Linked DNA regions of Homo sapiens: all the other regions are linked to region 2. A link is an interaction called in ENCODE POLR2A ChIA-PET data of the cell type or tissue named here. Cell type or tissue: HepG2. All regions are shown on one strand. Links, peaks and the distances in the headings refer to the core of each region. The heading gives the core; the rest is flanking DNA. Region 1 has its middle 60 kb from the start of MIMT1. Region 2 has its middle 130 kb from the start of MIMT1. Region 3 has its middle 78 kb from the start of MIMT1. Region 4 has its middle 41 kb from the start of MIMT1.

Region 1 (7,706 bases), core at 2,466-6,465, 75 kb after region 2:
CACTTTATGCAGAGTCTATTTGATGACATTTTACCTCAGCAAAACTGTTTTTAAAAAGAAGAAGTTTTAATGAGAACACATGGACACAGGGAGTGGAACGTTACACACCAGGGCCTGTCAGGGGCTGGGGAGCAAGAGGAAGGAGAGCATTAGGACAAATACCTAATGCATGCAGGGCTGAAAACCTAGATGACAGGTTGATAGTGCAGCAAACCACCACGGCACATGTATACCTGTGTAACAAACTTGCATATTCTGCACATGTATGCCAGAACTTAAAGTAAAAAAAAAAAAAAAGAAGTTCAGGGAAATGCAAATTAAAACCACAGTGGGATACCCCTTACCTCAATTACAATGGCCATTTTTAAAAAGTCAAAAACCAATAGATGTTGGAGGGGATGTGGTAAAAAGGGAATGCTGAGATACTGTTGGTAGGAAAGTAAACTAGTAAAACCATTATAGAAAACAGTATGGAGATTTCCCAAAAAACTAAAAGTAGATCTACCATTCCCTCCAGCAATCCCGCTATTAGGTATCTACCTAAAGGAAAAGAGGCTGAGGTGGGCAGATCATGAGGTCAGGAGTTTGAGACCAGCCTGGCCAACATAGTGAAACCCTGTCTCTACTAAAAATACTAAAAAAAAATTAGCCAGGCGTGGTGATGGGAGCCTGTAGTCCCAGCTACTTGGAAGGCTGAGGCAGGAGAATCACTTGAACCCGGGATGCAGGGGTTGCAGTGAGCCGAGATCAAGCCACTGCACTCCAGCCTGGGTGATGGAGTAAGACTCCATCTGAAAAAAAAAAAAAAAAGTCATTATATAAAAGTCACACCTGCACTCATTTGTTTATCGCAGCCCAATTTGCAATTGCGAAGAAATGGAATCAACCTAACTGCCCATCAGTCAATGGGTAGATAAAGAAAATATGGTATATTTGTATGCTATGGAATATACTACTAAGCCATGAAAAACAATGAAATAATGTTTTTGCAGCAACTTGGATGGAGCTGGAGGCCATTATTCTAAGTGAAGTAACTGAGACAGAAAACCAAATACTGTATGTTCTCACTTATAAGTGGGACCTAAGCTATGGGTACCTAAAGGCACACAGAGTGGTATAATGGACACTGATGACTCAGAAAAGGGGGGACTCTCCCATGGGAGGGGGTTTAAGGGATAACAACTCACTTACTGGGTAGGTGTATATGTGTGTATATAGATGGGGGTATAGAGAAAGAAAGATATATATAGAGAGGGAGAGATTCATACAGAAAATTGCTAAAATTACTCCTGTTAGGGTAGTAGGACTATGGCAGTTTCTTAAAGGTATTTTAAATAATTTTTTTAAATTAAAAAAATGCAACCTTTGAGAAACTTCAAACTATATAGAAATATAGAAAGCAAAAAAGCAAAAATATTCTCCCAATCCCACAGGGCCAATCACTAGCAAGGTTTTCTTGCTTTTACCTTCTCTAAATTTTTGTACAAAGGATGTATATATAGTATCTGTGTTTGTGTGTACACATGCATGCTCACACACAGTGTCTTTTTTATAGACATAAAATAATATTCTACATACAGCATGGCAACTTGCCCTTTGTTGTTTTTTGAACCAACAGTGCATTTTTGACAACTTTTTAATCCTAAAATGATGGCCAGTATTAATATTTTATTTTTCTGGATGAGCATGGTGGCTTACACCTATAATCCCAGCATTCTGAGAGGCCAAGGCAGGAGGATCGCTTGGCCCCAGGAGTTTGACACCAGCCTGGGCAACACAGTGAGACTCCATCATTACAAAAAAAAAAAACAAAAAAAAAAAACAGGCGTGGTGGTGCACGCCTGCAGTCCCAGCTACTCCACAGGTGAAGGGGCTGAGGTAGGAGACCAGAGGCGGTGATTGAGACCACAGGGGGTGATTGTGCCACTGTACTCTAGCCTGTGTGACAGAATAAGACCCTGTCTCAAAAAAAAAAAAAAAATACAAAGTCCAGAAATGTTCTTGGTGTATTTAAAAATATAAGTAAATACAAACATATATATACATATATACTCTTTCAACAGAATTGAATTCAGACTCTATATATCATTCACTAACTTAATTTTTTTCCCTATTTGACCCAACAGTATGTCCCAGGCAAGGCAACCTCCTATGCTGAAACACACATCTCTGCATCAACCTTTTCTGCAAAAGATTCAATGGTATGGATGCAACACCATTTATTTTACCATTTCTATATTGATAGACAGAGAATCTCCAATATTTTGCAATTCTCGCCTTAAAATGTGCACTTCTCTGAGTATTTCTGCAAGATTAATTAGTGGAAACACATTTGCTGTGTTGGGGGGGTCATACATAGTCAAAATGTTGGCAAGTCCCATAAAATCACCTCAGAGAGGTCATACCCTAAATGTCTCCCATTGCCACGTATGACAGCAGACACTTACTCTGCCCACCCTCACCAACACTGGCCTTTATCAGGATTTTTTTTTTTTTTTTTTTTTTTTTGAGACAGAGTCTCACTCTGTCACCCAGGCTGGAGTGCAGTGGTGCGATCTCGGCTCACTGCAACCTCTGCCTCCCAGGTTCAAGTGATTCTCCTGCCTCAGCCTCCCAACTAGCTGTGATTACAAATGTGTGCCACCACCCCCGGCTAATTTTTGCACATTAGTAGAGACAGGGTTTCACCATATTGGTCAGGCTGGTCTCAAACTCCTGACCTCATGATCCACTTGCCTCAGCCTCCCAAAGTGCTGGGATTACAGGTGTGAGCCACCCATGCCCAGCCCTAGGATTTTCATTTTTACATCACTCTGAGAGTTAAACTTGACATTATGTGGTCCTGATTTCCATTTCCTGTTCACTCGAGAAGTGATGCCTCTCTTTCTAACTTCATGGGCTTTTTCTTTTTCTTCTATCATTTGCCTATTAATCATTTTGCTCACACATTTTTTCTTTTTTTATTATTATTTTATTTTATTTTTCCATAAGTTATTGGGGTACAGGTGGTATTAGGTTACATGAGTAAGTTCTTTGTGGTGATTTGTGATATTTTGGTGCACCCATCACTCGAGCAGTGTACACTGCACCATATTTGTTGTATTTTGTCCCTCGCCCCCCTCCCTCTCTTCCCCTCAAGTCCCCAAAGTCCATTGTATCATTCTTATGCCTTTGCCGTCATAGCTTAGCTCCCACATATCAGTGAGAACATACAATGTTTGGTTTTCCATTCCTGAGCTGCTTCACTTAGAATAATAGTCTCCAATCTCATCCAGGTTGCTGCAAATGCTGTTAATTCATTCCTTTTTATGGCTGAGAAGTATTCCATCGTATATATATACATACCACAGTTTGTTTATTCACTCATTGATTGATCTAAGACCTGAAACTATAAAAATTCTCGAAAATAACATTGGAAAAACCTTTCTAGACACTGGCTTAGACAAGAATTTCATGACCAAAAACCCAAAAGCAAATGCAATAAAAACAAAGATAAATAGCTGGGACCTAATTAAACTGAAGAGTTTTGCATGGCAAAAGGAACAATCAGCAGAGTAAACAGACAACCCACACAGTGGGAGAAAATCTTCACAATCTATACATCTGACAAAGGACTAATATCCAGAATCTACAATGGACTCAAACAAATCAGTAACCAAAAAAAAAAAAAAAAATCCCTTCAAAAAGTGGGCTAAGGACATGAATAGACAATTCTCAAAAGAAGATATACAAATGGCCAACAAACATATGAAAAAATGCTCAACATCACTAACGATCAGGGAAATGCAAATCAAAACCACAATGCAATACCCCCTTACTCCTTCAAGAATGGCCATAATCAAAAAATCAAAAAACAGTAGATGTTAGCATGGATGTTGTGATCAGGGAACACTTCGACACTACTGGTGGGAATGTAAACTAGTACAGCCACCATGGAAAACAGTGTGGAGATTCCTTAACGAACTAAAAGTAGAATTACCATTTGACCCAGCAATCCCACTACTGGGTGTCTACCCAGAGGAAAAGAAGTCATTATGTGAAAAAGATACTTTCACACACATGCGTATAGCAGCACAATTCACAACTGCAAAATCGCGGAATCACACGTCTTTTTCATCGAAAGGTGTAAGTGCCATCCCTGTTGCATCTGAATCCACCTCCAGCCTTCTCCGCCATTTCCTACTCCACTAAAACCAACTTGTAAAGGATTAACATTTAAACATCAGAAACGGAATGAGACAAAATGGCCTCACTGGAGAGTCAGAGTGAAAACTGGCCCGAGCAGGCTTTCAGGAGCGAAGTGTGCCAAACAGCCGTGAAGCTGGGGATTAAAGTCTTTCTTCCATCTGGAACCTGGCGTCGGCAGCACAGTGACCACATTGTGCTCCTTCCCAGAAAAAGCACGGTGTTGCCTGGCTACCCGGCAATGTATATATGGCTTGGCAGCTTGCCTGATTTTGCAACTCAGAGGAAAATTCCAGGGTGGGATGCAAGCTGAGGTTCTAGGACACATGGTTTAACCCCTGCCTCTCAGGGAACTTGAGCCCAGGGGCCTTCCACGGCCAGGTAACTCAGGCCAGGTGAGCAAACCTCCAGGGTGTTTGGTCTCCTTCCTTGCACAATAGGCTCAACAGGACCCAACTTGGTGAGAAGCTATGTAGAGCCCATGAGGTTCATAACCAAGCTTAGTGCTTCTGGGACCCAGCATTCAGAGGAGTCTTCATATTCAGACATATCCTGGCTTAGACTCGCAGTAGTTTTATGGCCTTGGGATGGTGGTTTAGCTCCTCTGTACGCAGGTTTCTTGTCAGTAAAGTAAGAGTGACCATACCAATCTTTGTGTGTGTGTTGTGTGTGTGAAACAGGGTCTTGCTCTGTCGCCAAGCTGGGGTGCAGTGGTGAGATCATGGCTCACTGCAGCCTTGACCTCCTGGGCTCGAGCCATCATCCCACCTCAGCTTCCTGAGTTGCTGGGACTATAGGCATGCACCACTATGCCTGGCTAATTTTTCTATTTTTTTATAAAGACAGGGTCTCACTATATTGCCCAGGCTAGTGTTGAACTCCTGCGCTCAAGCCTTTCACCTTGGCCTCTCAAAGTGCTGAGATTCTAGGTGTGAGCCACTGCACCGGGTCCCAGTCTTGGTTGGGTTGTGTTAAACATCCAACGTATGAAAACTGCCTCAACAGGGCGGGAAGGTGACAGAGAAAGTTCCCCCTTCTCCTTCCTCCTTCCCTTCTCTTGATCAGGCTTACGATTGGCCTGTCCTCCTTCTGGTAATCCTCAAAGGTCGAGTGACACTGTGCTTTACTGATTCTGCTTAACACTTTGTCATGGCTTTCCATACTAGTGTTCAATGAGGAACTGACTAAGCCCACAAGATCCTGCCTCCCGGCTCCCCACTGTGCACCATGTTCTCGTCTCGCCAGTCATCATTTTGTTCTTTGATCATCCCAAGATAATTCCTACCTCTAAATCATCCCCCTTACCCTCATGAAGATGAAGACAAGCTCTTTTCACCCTGCGGAGTTCAGGTTAAATGTCATCTCCTAAAAGAGGCTCTTCCCAACTGCCCTATCTAAAATAGTAGCCAAGGCCAGGAGCAGTGGCTCACGCCTGTAATCCCAGCATTTTGGGAGGCCAAGACAGGTGGATCACCTAAGGAGTTTGAGACCAGCCTGGCCAACATGGTGAAACCCTGTCTCTACTAAAAATACAAAAATTAGCCAGGCACGGTGGTATGTGCCTGTAGTCCCAGCTACTCGGGAGGCTGAGGCAGGAGAACTGCTTGAACCCAGGAGGCGGAGGTTGCAGTGAGCCAAGATTATGCCACTTCACTCCAGCCTGGGTGAAAGAGTGAAACTCCATCTCAAAAAATAAAATAAAATAAAATGTAAAATAGCAGCCAAATCCAGGCCTCCAAACCCTGGGCCTCCATCCCAGACCAATCCTCAATGCTGCTGGGCTCCTTAAAGACAACCCTTCATCCCCACCCCACACACAAACACACATTCTGTAGATCCCTAGACAAAAACCACCCTCCCATATTACTCAGAAATGTATCCCATGCACACTGAAGTGAGCCTCTGTTGGTTTTCCCACCCCACATCTATTCCCCCTTTATTCTGATTCTAGCACTTTCTATTTTCCTTGGGGATCCAGACCAACCCCACTCTCAGCCTGTGCAGTGTAAGTGGAGATCACATCACTTCCTGATGTGAGAACGGACACATGTCCCAGGTCTGACCAATCAGCATCTCAGGAATTGACTCATGGTTGGGCCTGGAACTTTGGTGGAACTATTGAGATAGAAGTGTTCTGTTTCCTCTGGGTCTCTTAGCTGGTAGCACCCAGGTGCTGAGATGTTGGCAGCTATCTTTACCTTTTTGAGGGGAGATCCTGTGGCAGGATGAAACCACATCAGAGGAAAGCAGGTCTGAGAAACACAGACATGGCCAGTCGTGGCGGCTCACGCCTATAATCCCAGCACTTTGGGAGGCCAAGGCAGGTGGATCACCTGAGGTCACGAGCTTGAGACCAGCCTAACCAAAATGGTGAAACCTCGTCTCTACTAAAAATACAAAAAATCAGCTGGGCATGGTGGTGGGTGCCTGTAATCCCAGGTACTCAGGAGGTTGAGGCAGGAGAATCCCTTGAAGCCGGGAGGCAGAGGTTGCAGTGAGCCGAGATGGCGCCATTGCACTCCAGCCTGGGCAACAAGAGCGAAACTCCGTCTCAAGGAAAAAAAAAAAAGGAAACACAGACATAAAGGTCATATCTTGATAAAATCATTAGAAGTTCTGGATCCAACTGTACTGAAGCTCCTTGAACTTGACAGATGTTGAGCCTATTACATTCCTATTTATTTTGTTTAAGCCAATTTGAGTTTATTTTTCATCACTTACATCTGAAATAGGCATGACAGATAAAGCCCCTCTCCTGGGCCCTTGTCAAGTAATCCCTGACTCATCCCTCTTCTGTATTCTCCATATCCAAATAGTCACCATGTCTTGTGGAGATCAACGTCTGCCCATAAATGAGTCCCCACATCTCTCTTGTTTTCCATTTTTGTGCATCCATTTCTCATCTCTCACACTGATATATCCCCCAGGTGACATGGCTCTAGTCCACCCCGCCCTTGATTCTTCACTGCTTGGCTGTCTCCACTCTTGCTTGCTGTTTCCATACCATTCTCCGATCCCAAGAAGGACATCCTTCCAAAACACAAGTCTAACTCCATCAGTCTCCTGTTTAGAGACATCTCTTCCATGACAAGCAACAGAAATGCTGATTGCTAAAGCGAAATCAAACAAACAAAAATAAAAGTTGTTTACTGAATCATGTAGTTGAAAAGTCCAGGGGTAGTTGGCTTCATGCGTACCTGGACTCAACCCCCCAAAAATTTTTATCAGAGGCCAGGCACAGTGTCTCACACCTGTAATCCCAGCACTTTGAGAGGCCAAAGAGGGCGGATCACTTGAGGCCAGGAGTTTGAGACCAGCCTAGCCAACATGGCAAAACCTTGTCTCTATCAAAAATACAAAAAAAATTAGCCTGGCATGGTGGTCCATTACTGTAATCCCAGCTACTCGGGAGGCTGAGGCACGAGCATAATTTGAACCCAAGAGGAGGAGGTTGCAGTGAGCCAAGATTGCACCACTGTACTCCAGACTGGGCGACAGAGTGAGACTCAGTCTCAAAAAAA
Region 2 (7,706 bases), core at 1,457-5,456:
AGAATAAGACCCTGTCTCAAAACAAACAAACAAACAACAAACCACTGCCAAAAAGAAACCTTTTCTTCCCTACAGAGGTAAGCTTATGACCGGTGGGGCCAGGAGATTTGGCTTGGAGTGGCATCTGCATTATCCCACCTATTATGCGATGCTGGGTATTGCAAATAATAATAATAACATTAATGTGTATATATGATATACACAAACACACACGTGTATACATGCACGTAGCTTCAGTTTACAAAATTCACACTTTAGATTCTTCTAAATGATTTACAGTTACCTATGGACGTGTTTGGGGAATCCTGTTTTACGGGCATGTGCTGAGCACAGACGGGCACTATTCTGTGAGAGTGTCGTGAATGAGGCTATCGACTCAAAGTAACACAAGCCCCTGCTGTTTGTGAGAAGCACAGTGCAGGAAGGAAGGATAGGGCTGAGATGCCAGGGGCTGGAAGCCCCACCCCCCACCGCTCTGACACATCAAAATGAGCGGCTTTCTTCTCTGTCCTAGCGTTGACAACGTCCCCTTCACACACGCCCCCAGTTCCAGGAATTTCCGTGCTCTCCGCAGGGCAGAGAGGGCCTTGAACTCACAAATCAACAAACTCTGAAAGTGTAAACTGAAAACGTACGCTTGAAAAGAGGCCCAATATCCGTTTGGAAACAGGGGCGGTCACAGTATTCCCCTTTTTCATGAGACTGCACGCGTGCGTGGCAGTAAGGACCTAGAAAGGAGGATGAGGGTGGTTCAGGGGAGGGAAGCACAGAGGATGTGCATGTTCATGAGACTTTTGCATGTTTTGGGGATACAGGACATGATGTTGTGTTGGTGGTACAGGGCCCAGGGCTGATTTCCTCATGGGCTGATGTTTAGGACACCAGGCCTGGCAATACCTTAGAGGTTCAGATCAGGAGCGGACTCAGTGGGTTATCCTTGGACTCTTGAGGAGAAAACATGCAAAAAATAGAATCCCCTGATGTTATCTATTGGGCTGGCAAAACTGATATTTTCTGGGGTTTAGCAATGTGAGGCTTCGGGACAGGTCCTCTTCATGGATGTCAAATTGGCATCTTCAGCCAACGCGTTCACATCAAAATTGTCAGTCCCCCTCAAAATTCTACTCCTCACCCCCAAGTCTCCCCAGTCTCTATAAAAGGCACTACCCAGTCTGCAAGAGCCCAAACTCGAAACGTAGACATCATCCTCTGTCATCCTCTGTGCTTCTCACTCTCATGACGTAATGAGATTCAATCCACTTCTGTTCACCTTCGTCCAGGTACCAACACCTCTCCCTAGATAACTATCACATCTTGATGATGAGGGTCACTCCTGTCCCCATGATAAGTCTATCCTCCAAAAAAATCAAGCTGCAGACCTTCTGCAAATGAGTCAGATAATGTCATTCTCTCACCCACCTTCCATGCCAACTGAGCCTAGATCGGTGGCTCTAGAACACTTGGATTAAAAGGAAAGCTACCCGTGGTTGGCCCACAAGGTCGGTGGCAACCTGGCTCTTGTCTGCTGCTTTCCTTACCCACCACCCCCTGGCCATGCTGTCCTCACTGTCCCTGAAAAAGCTTCCTGCCCCAAGACCTTCACTCTTGCCTTTCCTCTAATTGGAATTTCCTTTCCCCACAGTCCCCATGGCTGTTTCTTTCCCAATTTTCACGTTTCAGCTCAAAGGTCATATCCTCAAAGGCAGACCTGGGGATTAGGAAGAGGCTTACGGAGGTGCACAGTCATCCAGAAAGCTGAGGGGTTCAGGGACGGGAGATGTTGGTCCAAAGACACAAAATTTCAGTCATGAAGGAGGAATACGTTCCGGGGATTATACCACATGGTGAGTATGGTTAATTTTATTTAAGATAAATAATATTTAACACAATGGTTTTGAAAACCAAAATGAACGCAGAAAGCAACCCCCCATAATGGATGAACAAATACTCAAAATTTAAATCAAACCCAATGTGTGCTGAGCTGTACTGAAGCCCGAGGCCAAAAAAAAAAGTGTGATTCCCTATATCCGTGTGATTGTGCAATTTTTTTTTTTTTTTTTTTTGGTAGAGACTGGGTTTCGCTCTGTTGCCCAAGCTGGAGTGCAGTGGTGACTCGGTGAATAGTATTACCATCCAAAATTCATCCATTCCTGCCTCTGTCCTTGGCTATTACCCTAATCGTAGCCTCCTATCATGTCCACAGCCCACTCTTGACCTAGTGGCCACACAGCCCAGAGAAGTCCCTGAGCAAATATTTGTTCTTGAAGATTGCTTCAGCCTCGACCTCCTGGCCTCAAGCAAGCCTCCCATTTCAGCTTCCAAAGTAGCTGGGACTAGAGATATGCAACACCATTTCTGACTTTTTAAAAATTTTCTGTAGAGATAGAGTCTTTCTATCTTGCCTAGTCTGGTCTTGAACTCCTGGTCTCAAGTAATCCACCCGCCTCAGCCTTCCAACATGCTGGTATTACAGGTGTGAGCTCTCTCACGCAGCTTGTAATTATTTAATGGTTCACTCCCCACCCCCACAGAATATTAGTTTTAAAAATGTTGAAAAAAGGAAAAATAGCTATATTAAACTCGCAATGTCTTATGTTAATTTTATGTGTTAAAAATAGAATTTATTATAATTTTATTTTCCCGGCCTCAGTGGAAGCAGACTCATCAATAATATTTTCAAAATCTATTTCTGGAAAATAACCATTAAAAAATACATAACCGGGAGGCTGAGGCAGGAGAATCGCTTGAACCAGGGAGTTGCAGGTTGCAGTGAGCTGAGATTGTGCCACCGCACTCTAGCCTGGCAACAGAGACTTCGTCTCAAAGAAAAAAAAAAAAACAGTAGCAACATGCTTAGGGTCATACGCACTTTTCCTTTTGCCTGAGGGTCTGATGTAGCTCAGCACAGTCTCATAGGGTCCTGTCTTTATTTAAATTTTTAATATTTTGTTTATCACGTTTTTTTGTACATGAATTTTTTTTTCAAATACTGCATGAAAATATTGTTTATCTTGATGACTGAGTGTTTTGTGCTGTTGTTTATTGAGCTTGCTGTGTGGCCATTATTCCCTTGTTCATTTAATTCTCATGCCGACCCTGGGAGCGAGGTCTTCTTCTTTTTTTTTTTTTACAAATGAGGAAGCTGTGGCTCAGAGGATTAGGTGGCCGTGGTGTGATGGATTCTGTCCAGGCTAGTCTGATTCCACAGTCAGACAGAATGAGAGGAGGCCACCCCTTTCCTCTCTGTGCCTCAGAGGCCTCATCAGGAATGTGGGAAGGTGATCACGCCTGCCCTGCAGATATGCCGTGCCACGGGCATCCAGTAGAAAGCTACGTGCAGAACAAGTATAATACATATTAATTACTTCATTATCATAGTCGTGATGAGGTGGGAGGATGGCTTGAGCCCATGAGTTTGAGGCTGCAGTGAGCTATGATCACAGCCCTGCACTCCAGCCTGGGTGACAGAGAAAGACCCTGCCTCTAATAAATAAATAAATAAAATAAAATAAAAATAAGTAATGATTGTAATGATAATGTTGATGGTGTATCTATTGGCAACCCTGGCCCCATCCTAAATTTGAAACTGCTGATTCTAAAAATACAAAAATCCTTTGTCTCAGTTAACAGTTCCACCATCCAAAACACATCCATGCTGCCTCTCTCCCTGGCTAGTGCCCTAATCGCAGCCTCCTCTCATGTCCACCCCTGCCCTAGTGGCCACACAGCCCAGAGTGTCCCTGGACAAAGTATTTGTTCTCTTTGAAGTTTATCTCTACGTGACTGTCTGTTTGACCTCCTCCACTCTCTCCCATTAGCTAAGCCGGCTTCCAGGCCCTAGGAATCTCAGTGCTCTACAGAAAGCCCGGCATGGAGTAAATGCTCAGTTAATATTGATGATGCTCATAATTCCTAATTTTAACAGCTAAATTATAAATCCCAAGTCCTTACCACCTACAAGGACCTTCTTGATCCAACATCCCTTCCTTCTCTCCTTGACTCTCCCTAACAGGACTTCAGCCATCTTGGTCTCCTCATCCTTCCCAGAATGCACTCCGTGTGTTTCTGCCCCAGGGCCTTGGCACCTGCTGTGCCCACTCCCCAGTGTTCTTTCCCCAGGACTGCTTCCTCCCCTTACTCGTCTCTCTTCACTTATCACAGCCTGGGAGAAGACAGCCCTGGCTGCTCCATCTCCTTCGCCCCCGTTGCTCTCTCTCCTACTATCTCTGATTCTTCATTATGGCACATGCATTATATTTCATGAGCTGTCTCCTTCCCTAGAGCGTACGTGCCTCAAGGGTTTTCATTGTGGGTTCTTGCAAATCACTGTATCCCAGGGTTTCTCGGCCAGGGCACTCCTGACTTGTGGGGCCAGAACATTCCTCCTTGTGTGTCGGGGTCGGCAGGGGTTGGCTGTTCTGTACACTATGGGATGTTTAGCAGCACCTCTGGCCTCTACCCACTCAAGGCTAATAGAACCCACCCCTTCCAGCTGTGCCGACTGAAAGTATTTCCGAATGCCTCTTTGTAAGCAAAATGGTCCCTGGTTAGAAACCTCTGCAAGATCTCCATTTTCTAGAAGCGTGTCTGCTACTACTGTTGGGGTAAAATCAATGGTTAATGCATAGACAAATGAAGAAACAAATGATGAAAGCAGATAATGGTTGATTATGATGCTTGCAGGGGACTTGGAATGCTGAGCAGGGTACAGCCAATTTATGGCATTCTACAAATGTCCAAGGGTGCAGTTTAATTATAGGAAAGAACACGCCTCGGGGCCCCATGCTGTTTAATTTTGTTGTCCATTGCTCCAGCCTGTTTTCCCTAAAGACCTCTCACCGGGAGGCTCCAAGGACAAAGGCCAGCTCTGCCTGTTGCCATGGAAACTGCAGCTTGTGTGGGAGCCAGGAAGGGGCTGCTGAGAGAGGCTCAGGGCTGGGCAATGTCCAGGCTCCAGAGGTGAGCATGCGTGGGTTTGAAAATGTCCCAGCATACAAGGAACACAACATGAGCTCAGGAAAAGAACAAAACATGTTTCCCATCCCCACCTGCACTCTCTGTGCTGTAAGGAATGTTTCTTCCTTGCAAGGCAAAACCAGAACTGATCAGTGTTCGATTCTAGGGAGAATGGCATGCACCTAGCTCTCCTTGCCAGGTAGATTTTGGTGGATAAAGCTCAAAACTGTCAGGAATTGCAAAGCTGTCAGGAAACAATTTCAGTTCTTCATACAATGAGGAACATAGACAGTGCTATGGATTGCATTTGTTTACCCCCCAAAATCATACGTTGAAGCCCAAAGCCCCAGTGTGATGGTGCTTGGAAGCAGGGCCTTTGGAAGGCGATTAGATTTTCCTCCTCCTCCTCCTCCCCTTCCTCCTCCTCCTCCTCCTCCTCCTCCTTCTTCTTCTTCTTCTTTTTTTTTTTATAGAGTCTTGCTCTGTCACCCAGGCTGGAGTGCAATGGCGCGATCTCGGCTCACTGCAACCTCTGCCTCCTGGGTTCAAGTGATACTCCTGCCTTATCCTCCTGAGTAGCTGGGATTACAGGCGCCCATCGTCATGCCTGGCTAATTTTTGTATTTTTAGTAGAGACAGGGTTTCCCCACGTTAACCAGGCCACTCTTGAACTGCTGACATCAGGAGATCCACCCGCCTCGGCCTCCCAAAGTGCTGGGATTATAGGCATGAGCCACCGTGCCTGGCCAATGATTAGATTTAAATGAGGCCACCAGGGTAGGGCCCATGACAGGTTTCATGTCTCTATGAGAAGGGAAAGTGAGTTCTCCAGACACTAAGTCTCTCCCACCATGTGAGGACACAGGGAGAAGGAGGCCGTCCGCAAGCCAGGAGGAGAGCCCCCACCAGGGACTGAGCCACTGGCACCTCGATCTGGGACTTCCAGCCTCTAGAACTGTGAGAAATAAATCCCTGTTCTTCATAAATTACCCAGTTTGTGGTATTTTGTTAGCACAAACAGACTGAGACCCAGCCTGAGTCGACTGAGACAGAGAGTGACTGGGTGGTGAGACTAGCTGCGCGGTATTGAGACGTGTCATCCTCAAACATCATCACTGCCTTGACGCGTATCCGTGCGGGTGCACATGGCACTCAGTCATCCACTTAAATGGCTACAGAGTATCCGACTAGGGGAACACAGCAGGATCCACTCATCTCTTCTCCTGTCGATGGCCCCAGGATTTTCTGCTGTTACAAACAACCCTGAAACAGCACAGAGCTGGTGCTTGCTACATGTACTTCTCTCCTTCGCCCAAACGTGGGAGACTTTGCTCTGGTGAAACTTCTAGGAATGGAGCTGCTGGGGGAGAGGAAAAGCACAGATTTATAACCTACTCGGAATTTCCCTGATTAATGACCCACATGCTAGAGTGAAGCCCAAAGTCTCTCTAAATCTCTCTCTCGCCTTCTCACTCACGAAGGGAATGGCTTTCTCAGAAAGAGTAAAATGTGGCCAGGATTCTGGGTACGTGCATTTTCAAACCATAAACAGTTTTCTAGATGGGACCAAATTGCTTTCCCAAATTGTGGTTTAAAAGGGAGGTTTCAGGCCGGGCGTGCTGGCTCATGCCTGTAATCCCAGCACTTTGGGAGGCTGAGGCGGGTGGATCACGAGGTCAACAGATCAAGACCATCCTGGCCAACATGGTGAAACCCTGTCTCTACTAAAAATACAAAAATTAGCTGGACGTGGCGGCGCATGCGCCTGGAATCCCAGCTACTCGGGAGGCTGAGGCAGGAGAATCGCTTGAACCGGGGAGACGGAGGTTGCAGTGAGCTGAGATCGCAGCACTGCACTCCAGCCTGGTGACAGAGCGTGACTCCGTCTCTAAATAAATAAATAAATAAATAAATAAATCAGGGAGGTTTCAGGAAGGCAGGGGCATCCACTATGTTTGCTCTTTTTCATGTGACCATCATCAAGCATCACTAGATTGTGAAGAAAAAAATGAGTAAATGGAATATTTTTACTCAGCGTTGGGATTTAAGTCTATACATAAGTCTTTATCCTGGTTTATCTTGCTATTACGACGGGCAATGAAAGATTTTATGTAGCAGGTTGGCCCTTGGGCTGGTGTCTCACTGTGTCCACACTGTTTATGCAAATAGCATGGTTTATGCTAAATAGCCGCCTTCCTACTGGGCGTCTGGAATTCTGGTAGATGCCAGGCAGCAGGTGCCTGTGTGACCAGCCCCAAGTAAGTGCCCCGGACATCGAGTCTCTAATGAGTTCCGCAGCAGATGACATTTCACAGGTGTTGTTGCAACTCCTTGCTGGAGGAATCGGTGCCTCCTGTGTGACTCCCGCGAAGAGGGCTCTCGGTGCCATTCCCCCTCGCTGACTTTGCTTTTCATTCTTTTGCTGTGAGTCCTTCCAGTGAGTCATGAAACTTGGAGGTGCCCCTGGGGACCCCGACCCATGGCGTTCAGGATGCTGAAGAAACACACGTTGTTTTATACAAAATTGCTTTCTTCTGTTGACTGCCAGCCACGACATCCCTTCTTTTAATGAGTCGCCTCATAAACATCACTGTAATGACCACAAGGTGGGGACTAGGGGTCCTGTGCACTCAGGGGCAGAACCGCTGGGTCAAAGAGTGAACATATTTTAAAGTCTGAACTCATTCCCCAAAATGCTGAACAGACGCAGTATGTCACACACGTGCCTGCCCCAGCCCCTGCCAACTGCA
Region 3 (7,706 bases), core at 2,275-6,274, 57 kb after region 2:
TCACAGCTCACTGCAGCCTCAAACTCCTGGGCTCAAGGGATCCTCCTGCCTCAGCCTCCCAAGTAGATGGAACTATAGGCATGTGCTACCACACTCGGCTAATTTTTTTAGTTTTGTTTATAGAGATGGGGTCTTACCTTCTTGCCCAGGCTGGTTTCAAATTCCTGAGCTCAAGCAATCCTCCTGCCTAAGGTAGCCTCCCAAAATGCCAGAATTACAAGCATGAGCTACCACGCCTGGCCTAAATTCAGTTCTGACACTACCTGGAGTTAGAGTCAGATCCCACAGGCCCAGGCCAGAGCTCAGCCCAAGTCTGCCCTCATTTCAGATGCCAATTGCAAGTCCCCAGTTGGGACCTGTACTTTTGACCTATGGCCTATAAGTCAGGGTTCCCACGATGCCCTGCTTGGGTGTGATCATTTGCTACAGCGGCTCACAGAACTCAGGAAACCACGTTACTTAGATGATCCATTTATTATAAAGAGATGACAGATTCCTGGCTCGTGTATATGAATATTGTTGTTGGGATGAGGCTAATGGCAAAGGTGCATGCAATGGATGATTTTACGTAATTGGGGTACAAATCACTACAGTAGATGTCAGTTAAGGTAGCAGCAGTTGGTAAAATTAGTGATATTAGGGGTGTTACAGTATGGGAGGAAAATGTACTTGTTACTTTTATTTGGAGTTGCACCAGTGTTTTTGGTTCCTTAGACCAATGGTTAACTCTAATCCTTTAAAAGTTGAGAATGCCATATTGTTATATATTGGGGCATGAGTTACCAGTTCTTGCATACTTTCTCGGTAGATAAGAAATTGTAGACTTCTGTTATTAGATCCACGATCTAATGTTTTGGTTAAACTATAACAACAGCATGTAAAACTCAAAATCATTTTGGGGTTTAAGGATAATAGGAGAAGGGGTGTTAGGTGTATCGGTATTGGGGTATTTTCTTGCATGAATGAGGATTTAATATTGTTGATGTGGTATGTAAATATTCCTTGCTGTGTGGTGATTAGTGTGTACAGAGAGTAAAGGGCTGTGATTAACGTGTTAAGTCCTATAAGCATAACAGTGAAATCGCATCAGGAGGATGAGGCTGTAGTTACGAAGGTACGGGGTGAGACGTTTCCATGTCCTCTCTGGGCGAACCACCCCACCAGCGCTTCTGCGTGTTCAGCAGCCTGGAAGCTCTCCAAACCCTGTCCTTTTTGGGGTTTTATGGAGGCTTCATTATGTAGGCATGATTGATTACATCCCTGGCCATTGGTGATCAACAACCTTCAGCCCCTCTCCTTTTCTCCTCAACGTGGCGAGGAGGGACCTGAAAGCTCCAACCCTCTAATCACATGGTTGATTTCCCCGGCAACCACCCCCAACCTGAGGCTGTCCGGGAGCCCCTAGTAGCAGTCACCACTAGCAAACAAATACACTTTTCAATTCGAACCTGTGTGCCCAGAACATGAGCAGAAACCAAATATGTATTTCTTTCTTTTTTTTTTTGTTTTTTTGAGACAGAGTTTCACTTTGTTGCCCAGGCTGGAGTGCAGTGGCATAGTCTTGGCTCACTGCAACCTCCGCCTCCAGGGTTCAAGCAATTCTCATGCCTCAGCCTCCTGTATAGCTGGGATTACAGGCGCCTGCCACCACGCCTGGCTGATTTTCTTTTTGTATTTTAGTAGAGACGGGGTTTCACCATGTTGCCTAGGCTGGTCTTGAACTCCTGACCTCAGGCAATCTGCGCATCTCGGCCTCCCAAAGTGCTGGGATTACAGGCGTGAGCCACTGGGCCCGGCCATTTCATATTATGTCATAGAGAGAAACAAAAAACAGGAAATAGGCCAGTAAATAAAATAAGTAGGAACTGTACTAAGTGTTGTGAAGGCCAGACCACAGAAGCAGACACAGCAAATAACCCAGGAGATCCTCTTAGAGTAGACGGTCCTGGAAGGCGCCTCCTAACACCATCACCTTAGAGGGCAACATTTCTTTCTCTTTTTCATTAACTTTTAAGTTTGGGGTACATGTACAGTTTGTGATATAGGTAAATGCATGTCCCAGGAGTTTGTTGTGCAGATTATTTCATCACCCAAGTATTAAGCCTAGTACCCATTATCTATTTTTTCCTGATCTTCTTTCTCCTCCCATCCTCCACCATAGGCCCCAGTGTGTGTTGTTCCCCCTCTATGTGTCCATGTGTTCTCATCACTTAGCTCCCACTTATAATTGAGAACATGTGGTATTTGGTTTCTGTTCCTGTGTTACTTTGCTAAGGTTAATGGCCTCCAGCTCCATCCATATTCCTGCAAAGGACATGATTTTGTCTCTTTTTATGACTGCATAGTATTCCATGGCATATATGTACCACGTTTTCTTTATCCTGTCTACTGTTGATGGGCATTTAGGTTGATTCCATGTCTTTGCCACCATGAATAGTGCTGCAATGAACATACATGTGCATGTGTCTTTACGATAGAATGATTTATATTCCTCTGGGTGTACACCCAGTAATGGGATTGATGGGTCAAGAAGTATATATATATATAAAAGCTCAGTATCAGTGATCATTAAGAAAAATGCAAATCAAAACCACAATGAGATACTGTCTCACACCAGTCAGAATAGCTACTGCTAAAAAGTAAAAAAATAATAGATGCTGGCAAGGTGGCAGAGAAAAGGGCATGCTTACAGACTGTTGGTGGGAGTGTAGATTAGTTCAGCCATTGTGGAAAACAGTGAAGGTAAGAGTTCAACATAAGAATGGGGAATGGGTGCACACAGTCAGTCTACAGCAGGGAGTCTGGGGCATATGGACGGCATATAAAGCCAAGCGGCCCATGAAATCCACCAAGGAGAGGATGTGGAGAGGGAAGGGAAGGAGCCCCGGACAGAGTCCTTCAGAAACGTCTGTATTTAAAGGTCAGGTTTTGAGAAGGAACCCACTCAGTTCAGTGAATGAGAAGACCCAGGAGGTGCAGAATCACCAGGAGGACTCGGGGAAGAAAGCTGTGCAGAGGGTTTTGTGGTTGTTTTAAACAATGGGGGTGCAGGGGAGGCTTTCCAAGGTGAGGAGTTGGACAGGATGAAGACAGTGAAGTTGTGTCACAGTACTGACTCCGTGTTAGAGAAAAGCTTGCTTGCTTGCTTGCATAGAATCCTTGCTTTGCTCGAGTTTGTAGCTTCTTTATTAAAAACAGCCTCCGGAGAACAAGGCCTTCAACAGAGATAAAAGAGAGAGCAGCTGACCAGCCACCCTGGGAATGTGCTGACCGCCCTGATAAGAACAGCTTGAGCATTCCTGCAGAAGGCCAGGGACATTGACCAAGGAAGCCGCGATTAACTGTCCGCCTGAGCCCGTGCACGTTTCCCAAAAGCACTTTGACCATCATTTAAGCTCCCCTAATTTCCCTGATCCGGAGGCACACGTGGAGAGGTGGTCTTGGAACACGCCTCCACTGTTCACCGCCTCCCCAGGGGTGCCACTTCTGGAATAAAACCAACTTTCCTTTTCACCCAGAGCATGTCACCTTCCAAGGTGGACGTCCCTGTCAAGGTAGCTGCTCTTCTTCTCCTTCTTCTTCTTCGTCTTCCTTCTTCTTCTTCTCCTTCTCCATCTCCTTCTCCCTCTCCCTCTCCCTCTTCCTCTTCTTCTTCTTTCTCCTCCTCCTCCTCCTCCTTTTCTTCTTCTTCTTTTTTTGAGACAGAGTTTCACTCTTGTTGCCTAGGCTGGAGTGCAATCTCAGCTCATTGCAACCTCCGCATCCTGGATTCAAGCGATTCTCCTGTCTCAGCCTCCTGAGTAGCTGGGATTACAGGTGCCTGCCACCACAACCAGCTAATTATTGTATTTTTAATAGAGACAGGGTTTCACCATGTCGGCCAGGCTAGTCTCAATCTCCTGACCTCAGGTGATCTGCTCGCCTCCGCCTCCCAAAGTGTTGAGATTACAGGTGTGAGCCACTGTGCCCAGCCCACAAAACATCTTTAACAGTTGCTTTGGGGTGGCTGTGGAACAGGAGGGGCACACGGTGGTCTCCAGAGAGCTGTTGACACAGTACAACAAAAAGTTTGAATAAAAAAGTTTGAATAAAAAAGACTGCTAATTTTCTTGGGGGATTTTCTCCATCACTTTGTTTGGAATTTGTCTGGTGCAATTCATAGAGGGGCCCACCGTGCACACAGGGGGAGTTTCCCACGTTCTTCCTGCTTTTCTAACACTGATGTTCCAAGATATTTCAATGGTCATGATAAGCGAAAAGTTCAAGGGAATGTGTACTAAGATAAGTAAACACATACTGAGATAACATCCTCAAACATTTTTTCTCAAATAAGAAAGTAGAGGTTCTAAACAGGAAAACAGAACTGGAATTATCAAGTTACTGGACAGTTATAATTATCAGACTTTAAGAATGAATAATCAAGTTTCAACCAATTTCAGGGTATTAGTTGTCTTTTCTGTGTCCACCCATCTGAAAAACCAGAGAACAACACGAAACGTCTCCGTATTAAAGACAAAAACAAAATTCTGTTCTGAAAGTTCTTAGCCTTTGCAACCAAAATCAGAAGAAAAAGAAAGCGATCACATTTTTTAATGGAACACATGAAAGTGTATAAGTGAGCCTGAGAACCATCTAAGGTAGCCCAGGTCTAAGTAAACACAAACACAGATTTCTGTTTTTTTAAAAAAAGAAAATATAAAGTTGTCACAACATTAACTTCACAGAGAAAAAAAGAAAAGGAAAAAAAATTTCCTTGCAAACAGTTGGTGTGCAAACAGATGGTGTATTCAAGTCTGTTTACTGCTGGGCAAGGGAGGGATTCCGTATGCCAAACACGTAGTGCTGTGTATGGAAGACACCATTCATTTGCCCAACTTCACTGCGATGCATACGGTGCTGAAATCAAAGCTTGCTTTTACCTTGGGGCAAAATTCTCCAGCAGGGGGATAAGCTGATTCAACATCTGTCAGCTGGACTTTTAAAAAATTCAAATATGTGGGTTCAGTGCTCATCCATTTCTTTCTAAACAACTTGAATTCAAATTCAGTCTCCATTCCTTATAAGCCACGGGAATTTCTTTATCTTACCGTGAAATATGTCAGGCATGGAGAAGATCGTATATATAAATATACATCGGAATGCATTAAAGATAATCATAAAACCAACAACCACACATGTAACTTTTAGACATTACCAACGCTAAATAAATTCCCTGAAAATCAGTTCTTCAAATGACTGGCTTATTTTATTTATTTATTTATTTACTTTTGTGGATGGTTAATTCCCTGAATGGCCAAATTTGCCCAATTCACCGGATGCAGCTAGTTAACAGCGACAGAAGCATGTTTCCTTTAACTCCTTGTGACAGCTACAGCGATCCCAATTGTAAGGGAGTTCCTGGAAACTTCTGTGCTGTTTAAATGATCTGACTTGAAGTTTTCGTTTCATTTTTTTGGCAGATTTTAGTTTAGCTTTACATTGGCTGTAGCTGCTTCATTGTAGCCAAACTGAAGTTCAGTGTGTTCTGAGGATTTTTATATTTAAAATGAGAATTTCGGGATGCTTCCACCAAGCGTAATACAAAAGGTAGAACAGGTTTCTATTATCCAACTCATTTTCACTCCTGTCTTTTGAAATTCTCTTAACAGATATGTTACCCAGTGTGATCACACAAATGTTTTCAACATGGGTAAGACATCTGAGAAATGCTCAGTGCCTATAATGAGAATTACACCTAAATCTGATGCGTCTTTGAGCCTGATTTGCAAATCAGCTACAGAGCTGAGATAAATCTGCCAAAGTGAAACAAAATCTACAGTGAAACCAAATTTAATTTCAGCTGAAATGAAACTAAAACATCAAAGCTGGCTGGGTGCAGTGACTCACACCTGTAATCCCAGCACTTTGGGAAGCTGAGGCAGGAGGATTGCTTGAGCCCAGGAGTTCAAGATCAGTCTGGGCAACATGGAGAAACCCCATCTCTACAAAAAATTGCTGGGCGTGGTGGTGTGCAACTGTGATCCCAGCTACTGGGGAGGCTGAGGTGGAAGGATTGCTTGAGCCCAGGAGGTGGAGGCTGCAGGAGCCATGATCGTACCACTGCACTCCAGCCTGAGGAACAGAGCAAGACTCTGTCTTGGAAAAAAGAAAGAGAGAAAGACAGAAAGAGGGGAAGGGAGGGAAAGGAAGGAAGGAATGGAGGAAAAGGAAGGAAGGAAGGGAAAGGAAAGGAAGGAAGGAAGGAAGGAAGGAAGGGAAAGGAAGGAAGGAAGGGAAAGAAAGGAAGGAAGGAAGGGAAAGGAAGGAAGGAAGGGAGGGAGAGAGGGAGGAAGAAAGGAAAGGAAAAGAAAAGAAAGAGAAGAGTTACCCTTGAAGTCCATTAACACCATCCCATGGTGGCATGATTTTGTGTAATGTTTACAAATATTTAGTAGAAATTCATTTACAGTGGATCCATAATTTGGCAAATTGTCCATTTGGCAAATCCTCTTTCCAACTCCTCCCCCTGAACAGCGCATCCCATCACTTGTGGCTCATCGGAAAGTCAGTTTGTCATCTTCTCTTGCTGGCATCAACCGATCTATTTCCTTCTCTGCATGAGATCTTCCCATCAACATTCCCACATACTGTGTTGTCTTCCATCTTAAAAAAACAAATGCTTTTTAGATCTTAAGTTCCTCCCTAGCCACTGCCCCTTCATAGGCAAAACACATCCAAGGCATCTCTCTGCTCCTTCCCCTCAACTCTCTCCCCTCCCTCTCTCCCGAGCCCATGGGTATCTGGCTTCCATTCCCAACCCACACTGACCTACTCTTGTCAAGTTCCCCAGGATTCTCCACTTTGCCAGAAACAATCCAGTCCTTAGTCTTCATCAGATCCAATTGTTGACCACACATGACAACTTAGACCTCGTCCTCTCTGCTAAAATCTTTCCTCGTTTGGTTTGCACATCCCAAACTCTCTGGGTTTTCCTTCCATGTCAGTGAGCATTTTCTCACTTCTACCCACACTCACTCCGTCCAGCCCATGCCAATTCCTAGCTGTACTAGGTGGAACGGGGTCCCCCGAAATTCATGTCCACTCAGAACAGAATGTGGCCTCATTTGGAAATCGAATTTTTGCAGATATCATTATTTTAGATGAGGTCACAGCAGATGAGGGAAGGTCCCACATCCAATAACTCGTGTCCCAATAAGAAGAGAAGAGGACACGCAGAGATGCAGGGAGGAGCATGCCTTGTGATGTTAGAGGCAGAGCTTGGAGCCCTGTGGCTGCAAACCAAGGGACACTGAGGATCAGGGGCAACCAGATCCAGAAACCAGACGTCACAACATTGAAGAAGATCCAAGGGTCTCATCGTGCTGGGAACAAGATCCAGACGGCTCCCTTGTGCCTGCGAGGTCCCATGAGGTCCCATGAGATCCATTGCTCTTCTTCAGCCTACTCTTACCTTCTCCCATCTCCCCTTTGTTCACTCCATTCCCACCACACCAAGCTTCCCTCCATTCCCTGAGCATGTTCTGTGCCTCTGCAGGGAGACTGTGCCCTTCCGGTTCCCTCTGCAGTTCCCCCAGAATCTTGCTGTGGTAGAATGAGTACATCCTTCGGGTCTTGGGGCAGTTGTCCCCTGCTTGGAGGAGCCTTCCTGACTACATCAGCTGACCACATCAGCCGCCTCTGCACTACTCCCCACTCCCTCCACCTGC
Region 4 (7,706 bases), core at 2,337-6,336, 94 kb after region 2:
TCCTTTAGCACCTCAGAGGCAAATGCAGGCATTTTTTCACTCCCTCCTGCTTTCAACCTTGCAAAATATGCACCTCAAAGGCAGCCCAGGGCCTCTATAAAGGGAGCCGTTGGGGACAGCAGTATTTCAAAGTGATTCTAGGTTTGGGATCCAGAGGCTTTTCTTTCACCCCAGGGCAATTCACTGCGATAAGATTAGGGGGTGAGAGAGAGGTATGCTTTTCATCTGTAAAGTGTTAGCAGGGTCATGGTGAAAGGGGGGCCCTAGGGCACCTCTCTGGGAGATGGATTCTCTTCAACCATGCGCCCCATCCCCCGTGGGGGTGTGCCAGCCTCCTGGGTTACAAGTATCCTAATTTGAAGGTCACAGCTCCAGTGACCTTCAGACCTCTGATTGATCTGGGAGCCTCCAGCCCTCTGGCCCACGCTGACTCCCCTGGGAGGCTCCTGGGCAGCCACGCCAGACTCACGGACGCCAGGGGCCTCTTGTCCTTAATCCCTCCGGCTGCCAGGCTGGAGGCCCTTGCAAGGGCCAGGAAGGAGGCTTGCTCCTTTGACCTCTCCATCTTCCACCCCAGCAGAGGAGGGGTAGCCGGAGACCCCTGCCTGACACCAACAGACAGGATTTCTATCCCAGTGGGGTATAAGGAGTGCAGAGCTGGAAGGGAGAAAGTATCATTGCTTCCATATCCAGCAACGGGGGAGGTGTTGGCCCCGTTAAGATTTCCACATTCAGGAGGGGGTTGCAGACGCAGACCCCGCCTATACTCCCATCCCCTGCTGGGGCAGGTGACCCAAAAACCCTGTTTTCAGCTACAGTGGGAAAGATTCAAGTGAGAATCAAAAACCTCCTAACTCCTCCCTACCTCCCTCAGCCTCAGTATCCCCAGTCTCCTAGAAGGCCTCAGCTTCCTGCACACCAGAGTAGGGGGAATGGAGGGAGGGGCAGAAGGTTCCACCCCATTCACCCTGCAAATCAAAGATCAGGGAGATTCCCAGCCCCAGTACAGAGCCAGCTCTCTGGGGGACCAAAAGCCAAGGTCTGCCTGTCCCTTAGGTTCCCCATCACAGGGCAGTGGCAGGCAGGTCTCCTCTGGAAGCTTCGTCCCTCCCTTCTGGTGCCGACCAGAAGAATTCAGAGACCTTGCCTAGGGACAGTCAGGTGTAAGCTATAAATAATATTCTGTCAGACATCGGCAACAGAGCATCCACTCATTCAGCAAGTATGTTTCATGCTTGTGCCCTGGGCACTGTGTTAAATTCTAGGAAGTCCGGGGGAGCCGAAGACATGTCTGTTTTCTCCTGGAGTGGATGAAATGGGGTGTGGGAACTGACAAACAGAATCAAGATAATTTTTTTTTTTTTTTGAAACAGAGTCTTGCTCTGTCGCCCAGGCTGAAGTGCAATGGTGGGATCTCGGCTCACTAGAACCTCCACCTCCTGGGTTCAAGGGATTCTCCTGCCTCAGCCTCCTGAATAGCTGGTATTACAGGCACCCACTACCTTGATCAGCTAATTTTTAAATTTTTAGTAGAGACAGGGTTTCACCATTTTGGCCAGGCTGGTCTTGAACTCTTGACCTCAGGTGATCCACCCACCCCAGTCTCCCAAAGTGCTGGGATGGCAGGTGTGAGCCACCGCGCCTGACAAGAAAATTTTTAAAATAAATGGAATTAGGCAATGACATGCTTTAGGATCTGACACCAAGCACAGGCAACAGAAGTGAAAATAGGCAAATGGGACTATATCAGATGTAAAATGTTTGTGCCTTAAATAACACAACAATTGACAGAATGCAAAGACAACCTACGGAATAAGAGAAAATATTTGCAAATGATACATCTGATATGTGGTTAATATTGAAAATATATACAGAACTACAACAACTTAACACCAAAAAAATCAAATAACACAATTCAAAAATGGGCAAAGAGCTTGAATAGACACGTCTCCAAAGAAGATATACAAATGACAAACAAGCACGTGAAAAAATGTTCATTATTAATCATTAAAGAAAAGCAATTTGAAACCGCAATGAGATACCAACTCATACCTATCGGGATGGCTACTATCAAAAAAAAAAAAAAAAAGGAAAGTATAAAAGGCAATGTGGGCCAGGCGTGGTGGCTCACGCCTGTAATCCCAGCACTCTGGGAGGCCGAAGCAGGCAGATCACGAGGTCAGGAGTTCGAGACCAGCCTGGCCAGCTTGGTGAAACCCCATCTCTACTGACAGTACAAAAAATTAGCCAGGCATGGTGGTGCGCACCTGTAATCCCAGCTACTCGGGAGGCTGAGGCAGGAGAATCACTTGAACCCAGGAGGCCGAGGTTGCAGTGAGCCAAGATCACGCCAACTGCACTCCAGCCTGGGCGATATAGCAAGACTCTGTCTCAAAAAATAAAAAAATAATAAAGAAGGCAGTGTGGAGAAATTGGAACCCTTGGGCACCATTGATGGGAATATAAAATGGTACAGCCACTTTGGAAAATGGTATGGCAGTTCCTCAAATAATTAAAAGTAGAATTACCTTATGATCCAGCAATTCCAATTCTAGGTATTTACCCAAAAGAAAACATGGACTCAAAGAGATATGTGTGCAGCCATGTTCCTAACAGCACTATTCACAATAGCCAGGAGGTTGAAGCAAAGTAAATGCCCATCAACAGATAAATGGACAATGGGAATGTGGTATATGCATACAATGGAACATTAGTATTCAGCATAAAAAAGGAAGTGTTGTGATATAACATGACTGAACCTTGAGGACATTATGCTAAGTGAAATAAGGCAGTCACAAAAAGACAAATGCTATTATCTCACTTATACGAAGTTACTGAGTCAAATTCATAAAAACAGAAAGTAAAATGGTGATTTACCAGGGAATGGGGTAGGAAGAAATGGGGAGTTGTTTTTTCATGGTTATAGAGTTTCCGATTTGCAAGATGAAAGAGTTCTGGAGACCTGATTCATAATAATGTGAAAATACTTAACATTACTAAATTGTACACTTAAAGTAATTAAGATGGTACATTTTATGTTATGTGGTTTTTACCACAATAAAATAATTAATGAAGATCATAAAACTGGGGAACTTGCTGGTTCCTCAGGAGTTTCTACATAGGAGGGACTTCAGAGGGTAAAGAGAAAGGAACTTGAAGCCGGTTTGTATATTGCTTTATAAATAACTTTGAGGAGACACAAGTTGTCCACATGAAAGACTGGGGGTTAATTATGGGGATGAGGCCACTTACAGCACGACATACATTACTGGAGGGTGACCGAGGCTATTTTAGCTCAGGTTCTCAGAAAAGGCCCCTTCAAGGAAGTGACATTTAAGTTGAAGGAAGCCTAAATGATCAGTCAAGCAAAGATCTGAGGGAAGAACATACCGAGAAGTGAGAAGACAATGGAGAGAAATATGTTGGAGAGGGAGAAAGAAACCCAGTGTGGCTGAAGAAGCCAGCGGAGAGGTGGGAGGAGACGACTCTGAGCTAGGGTAAGGTTTTTGTAAAGGTAAAAGGTCTGCAGGAATACAGGAATGCTGCAATTCATAATAACAGCTATGACTATTATTTCTTTTCTTTTTCTTTTTTTTTTTTTTTTTTTGAGACAGGGTCTCACTCTGTCGCCCAGGCTGGAGTGCAGTGGCACGATCTCAGCTCACTGCAACATCCGCCTCCCAGGTTCAAGTGATTCTCCCGCCTCAGCCTCCGGAGTAGCTGGGACTACAGGCACGTGCCACCACGCCCAGCTAACTTTTGTATTTTTAGTAGAGACTGGGTTTCACCGTGTTGGCCAAGCTGGTCTTGAACTCCTGACCTTGTGATCTGCCCACCTTGGCCTCCCAAAGTGCTGAAATTACAGGCGTGAGCCACCACACCTGGCTGACTATTATTTCTATCATTATTATTGTCTTGTTGATTTCCAGGGAGAGAGACTGAAATTAGGGTGGCCATTACAGGATGAGCATATCTAATGGGAAAATCTGAAATCAGAAATACTCCAAAATCTGATATGTTTGAGTGCCAGCATGATGCCACACGAGGAAAATTGCAAAGGGTTGCAGTGAAAACACAGTCAAAACTTTGTTTTCATGCACAAAATTATTAAAAATACTGCATAAAATTATCTCCAGGCTATGTGTATAAAATGTCTATGAAACATAAATAAGGCCGGCCATCGTGACTCATGCCTGTAATCCCAGCACTTTGGGAGTCTGACGCGGGCAGATCACCTGAGGTCAGGAGTTCGAAACCAGTCTGGTGAAACCCATCTCTACTAAAAATACAAAAAAAAATTAGCCAGGCATGGTGGTGGGTGCCTGTAATTCCAGCCACTCGGGAGGCTGAGGCATGAGAATCGCTTGAACCTGGGAGGTGGAGGTTGCAGTGAGCTGAGATTGTGCCACCGTACTCCAGCCTGGGAGACAGAGCAAGATGACTCCGTTTCAAAAAAAAAAAAAAAAAAAAAAAGGAAACAAATAAATTTCATGTATAGATTTGGGTTATATCCCCAAGATATATCTCATTACATAAATGCAAATGTTCCAAAATCTGAAAAAATCTGAAACCTGAAACACCTCTGGTCCCAAGCATTTTGGATAAGGGATATTCAACCTGTATCCCCTGAGCCTTCAAACCCTGGTTCCACCACTCACCAGCTACAGGCCTGGCCCCTGCCTTAGTGAAGCTTATCATCTAACAGGGAAGACAGACATCACATCAGAGAGGACAGGATGTTTGAGCAGCACGGAAGGGGTGACCATTCCATGGTGGGCTGGTAAATGTTTAACAACTAGCTCTCAAGGGAACAAAACCATGCTTTGTAGAGTCTGCCAATTCCCATGGTGTAAATATTCCCACTGTGGCTGACCTGAAGCTAACAATGTGATATCACCGAATGTGGAGTTGCGAAGAGATGAACAAAACTGGATCTCATGAGGCTGGTGAAGCCACCACTGGGGCTACCCCGATTCTGAAGGGGATGGGAGGAAGGCATCAGAGAGGGCCTCCTTGGAGGAAGTGTCCTGAAAAGTGCAGGCAGAACAGGAAGGAATGGCAAGGGGAAATGTTTCAAGCCAAGAGGTCCAGAGCTCCAAGTCTGGCTACTGAGAGTGCAGCCTCCAAGAAGTGCAGGAAAACAAGAGCATGACAGCAGAGACACAGCCCGTTTTGTTTTTTAATTGTGGAACAATACAGGTAACATAAAATTTACCATCTTAAACTTTTTTGTTGTTGTTGAGACAGAGCCTCGCTTTTGTTGCCCAGGCTGGAGTGCAATGGCTTGATCTCAGCTCACTGTAACCTCCGCCTCCTGGGTTCAAGCGATCCTCCTGTCTCAGTAGCTCCTGAGATTACAGGCACTTGCCACCAGGCCCAGCTAATTGTTTGTATTTTTAGTAGATGAGGTTTAGTAGTTTATATTTTTAGTAGATGAGGTAGAGATGGGGTTTTACCATGTTGGTCAGGCTGGTCTCAAACTCCTGACCTCAGGTGATCCACCCGCCTCGGCCTCCCAAAGTGCTGGGATTACAGGCATGAGCCACCACACCCAGCCAATCTTAACCATTTTTACCGTACAGATAGCAGTGTTAAATATATTCACCTTGTTGTGCAACCATCATCACCATCTGCCTCCAGAGCTCTTTTCATCTTGCAAAACTGAAACTGCCCTCATTAACTCCCCACTCACCACTTCCCTCAGTCCCTGGCAATCACCACTTTACTTTCTGTCTTTATGAGTTGGACTACTCTAAGTACAGTATATAAGTAAAATCATACAGTATTTGTCTTTTTGTGACTGGCTTATTTCACTTAGCATAATATTTTCAAAAGTTTCATTCAAGACCGGGTGCGGTGGCTCACACCTATAATCCCAGCACTTTGGGAGGCCAAGGCAGGCGGATCACTTGAGGTCAGGAGTTCGAGACCAGCCCGGCCAACATGGTAAACCCCATCTCTACTAAAAATACAAAAATTAGCTGGGCATGATGGTGCATGCCTGAGGTCCCAGCTACTTGGGAGGCAGAGGTGAGAGAGTCACTTGAACCCGGGAAGCAGAGGTTGGAGTGAGCCGAGATGGCACCACTGCACTCCAGCCTGGGCGACACAGCGAGACTCCATCTCAAAAAAAAAAAAATAAGTTTCATTCATGTTGTAGCAAGTGTCAGAATTTCCTTTTCTTTTCAGGACTGAACAATATTTCATTGTACGTATAGAGCACATTTTGCTCATCCACGCATCCATCAGTGAACATTGGGTTGCTTCCACCGCTTGGCTACTAGGAATAATGGTGCTATGAATACGGGTGTACAAACATCTCTTCGAGACCCGGATTTATATTCTTTTGTGTGTATACCCAGAAGCAAGATTGCTGAATAGATGTCTAGTCTGTTCTGCACACTACTATTGTCCCAGCCTAGTTCCTGGCATTCAAGAATGCTTGGGAAATACTGAACTGTGTTTAGAATAAGGTCCTGGGGGACAGCCATGGTGGTTCATGCCTGTAATCCCAGTGCTTTGGAAGGCTGAGGTGGGTAGATTGCTTGAGCCCAGGAGTTTGAGACCAGCCTGGATAATATAGAGAATATGTTAAATAACATAAAAATAACCACTGGGTGTTGGCTGATGCCTGTAATCCCAGCCCTTTGGGAGGCTGAGGCAGGCGGATCACTTGAAGTCAGGAGTTCGAGACCAGCCTGGCCACATGGGGAAACCCCATCTCTACTAAAAATACAAAAATCAGCCAGGTGTGGTGGCAGGCACCTGTAATCTAAGCTACTCGGGAGGTTGAGGCAAGAGAATCACTTGAACACAGGAGGCAGAGGTTGCAGTGACCCGAGATCCTGCCATTACACTCCTGCCTGGGCGAGACAGAACAAGACTCCACCTCAGAAAAAAAAAAAAAATGTAGCCAGGCATGGTGGCGCACTCCCATGGTCCCAGTTACTTGGGAGGCTGAGGCAGAAGGATCACCTAAGCCCAGGAGGTGGAGGCTGCAGTGAGCTGTGATTGTGCCACTGCACTCCAGCCTGGGTGACAGAGTGAGACCCTGTCTCAGAAAAAGAAGAAAAAGAAAAATTTCCTGGGAAGAATTCTACTTACTTGACACCTGCCACGAACTCTACACAGCCGTACATCCCTAAACGTGCTTAGAAGTGCGCTGTTAGACCATTTCGTCATTGTGTGAACATCCTAGATTGCACTTACACACACCTAGTTGGTAGAGTCTACTGCACACCCAGCCTCTATAGGACAGCCAGTTGCTCCCAGACCACACACCTGGATAGGATGCTATTGTTTTGAATACTGTAGACAACTGTCACCCAGTGGTATCTGTGGGTTTTGTTTTTTTGTTTTTGTTTTTTTTTGAGATGGAGTCTCGCTCTGTCACCAGGCTGGAGTGCAGTGGCACGATCTCGGCTCACCACAACCTCCGCCTCCTGGGTTCAAGCGGTTCTCCTGCCTCAGCCTCCCGGGTAGCTGGGATTACAGGCACCCGCCACCACGCCTGGCTAATTTTTGTATTTTTAGTAGAGACGGGGTTTCAAACACATTGGCCAGGCTGGTCTCGAACTCCTGACATTGTGATCCGCCCGCCTCAGCCTCCCAAAGTGCTGGGATTACAGGTGTGAGCCACTGTGCCTGGCCAGAGATAGGATCTTTAAAGAGGTAAATAAAATGTGGTCATTAGGGTGAGTCCTAAT

Evidence for each region. ChIA-PET counts read pairs that join two places held together with the same protein. Peaks named below come from ENCODE experiments on the same cell type or tissue, not always from the same donor. Only the 100,000 strongest peaks of a DNase experiment are listed, where the experiment ranks them.
Region 1: POLR2A ChIA-PET joins it to region 2 with 8 read pairs; 1 of 35 experiments calls an interaction of 5 or more read pairs at or near these places.
Region 3: POLR2A ChIA-PET joins it to region 2 with 11 read pairs; 1 of 35 experiments calls an interaction of 5 or more read pairs at or near these places.
Region 4: POLR2A ChIA-PET joins it to region 2 with 9 read pairs; 1 of 35 experiments calls an interaction of 5 or more read pairs at or near these places.

What each region holds. Positions count from the first base shown.
Region 1 is chr19:56,897,489-56,905,194 of GRCh38, reverse strand. No RefSeq gene overlaps it. Among named protein-coding and RNA genes, the nearest start is that of MIMT1, 60 kb to the right of the region's middle. In HepG2, for the core only: no CTCF peak of the experiment used is centred there; a DNase peak (open chromatin) is centred at 4,394.
Region 2 is chr19:56,971,081-56,978,786 of GRCh38, reverse strand. No RefSeq gene overlaps it. Among named protein-coding and RNA genes, the nearest start is that of MIMT1, 130 kb to the right of the region's middle. RefSeq lists an enhancer at 3,612-3,906 and a silencer at 3,612-3,906. In HepG2, for the core only: no CTCF peak of the experiment used is centred there; DNase peaks (open chromatin) are centred at 2,236, 3,256, 3,756, 4,876 and 1 weaker place; H3K4me3 peaks cover 708 bases.
Region 3 is chr19:56,915,388-56,923,093 of GRCh38, reverse strand. No RefSeq gene overlaps it. Among named protein-coding and RNA genes, the nearest start is that of MIMT1, 78 kb to the right of the region's middle. In HepG2, for the core only: a CTCF peak has its summit at 4,897; DNase peaks (open chromatin) are centred at 4,223 and 4,923; H3K4me3 peaks cover 627 bases.
Region 4 is chr19:56,878,103-56,885,808 of GRCh38, reverse strand. No RefSeq gene overlaps it. Among named protein-coding and RNA genes, the nearest start is that of MIMT1, 41 kb to the right of the region's middle. In HepG2, for the core only: no CTCF peak of the experiment used is centred there; a DNase peak (open chromatin) is centred at 4,788; H3K4me3 peaks cover 773 bases.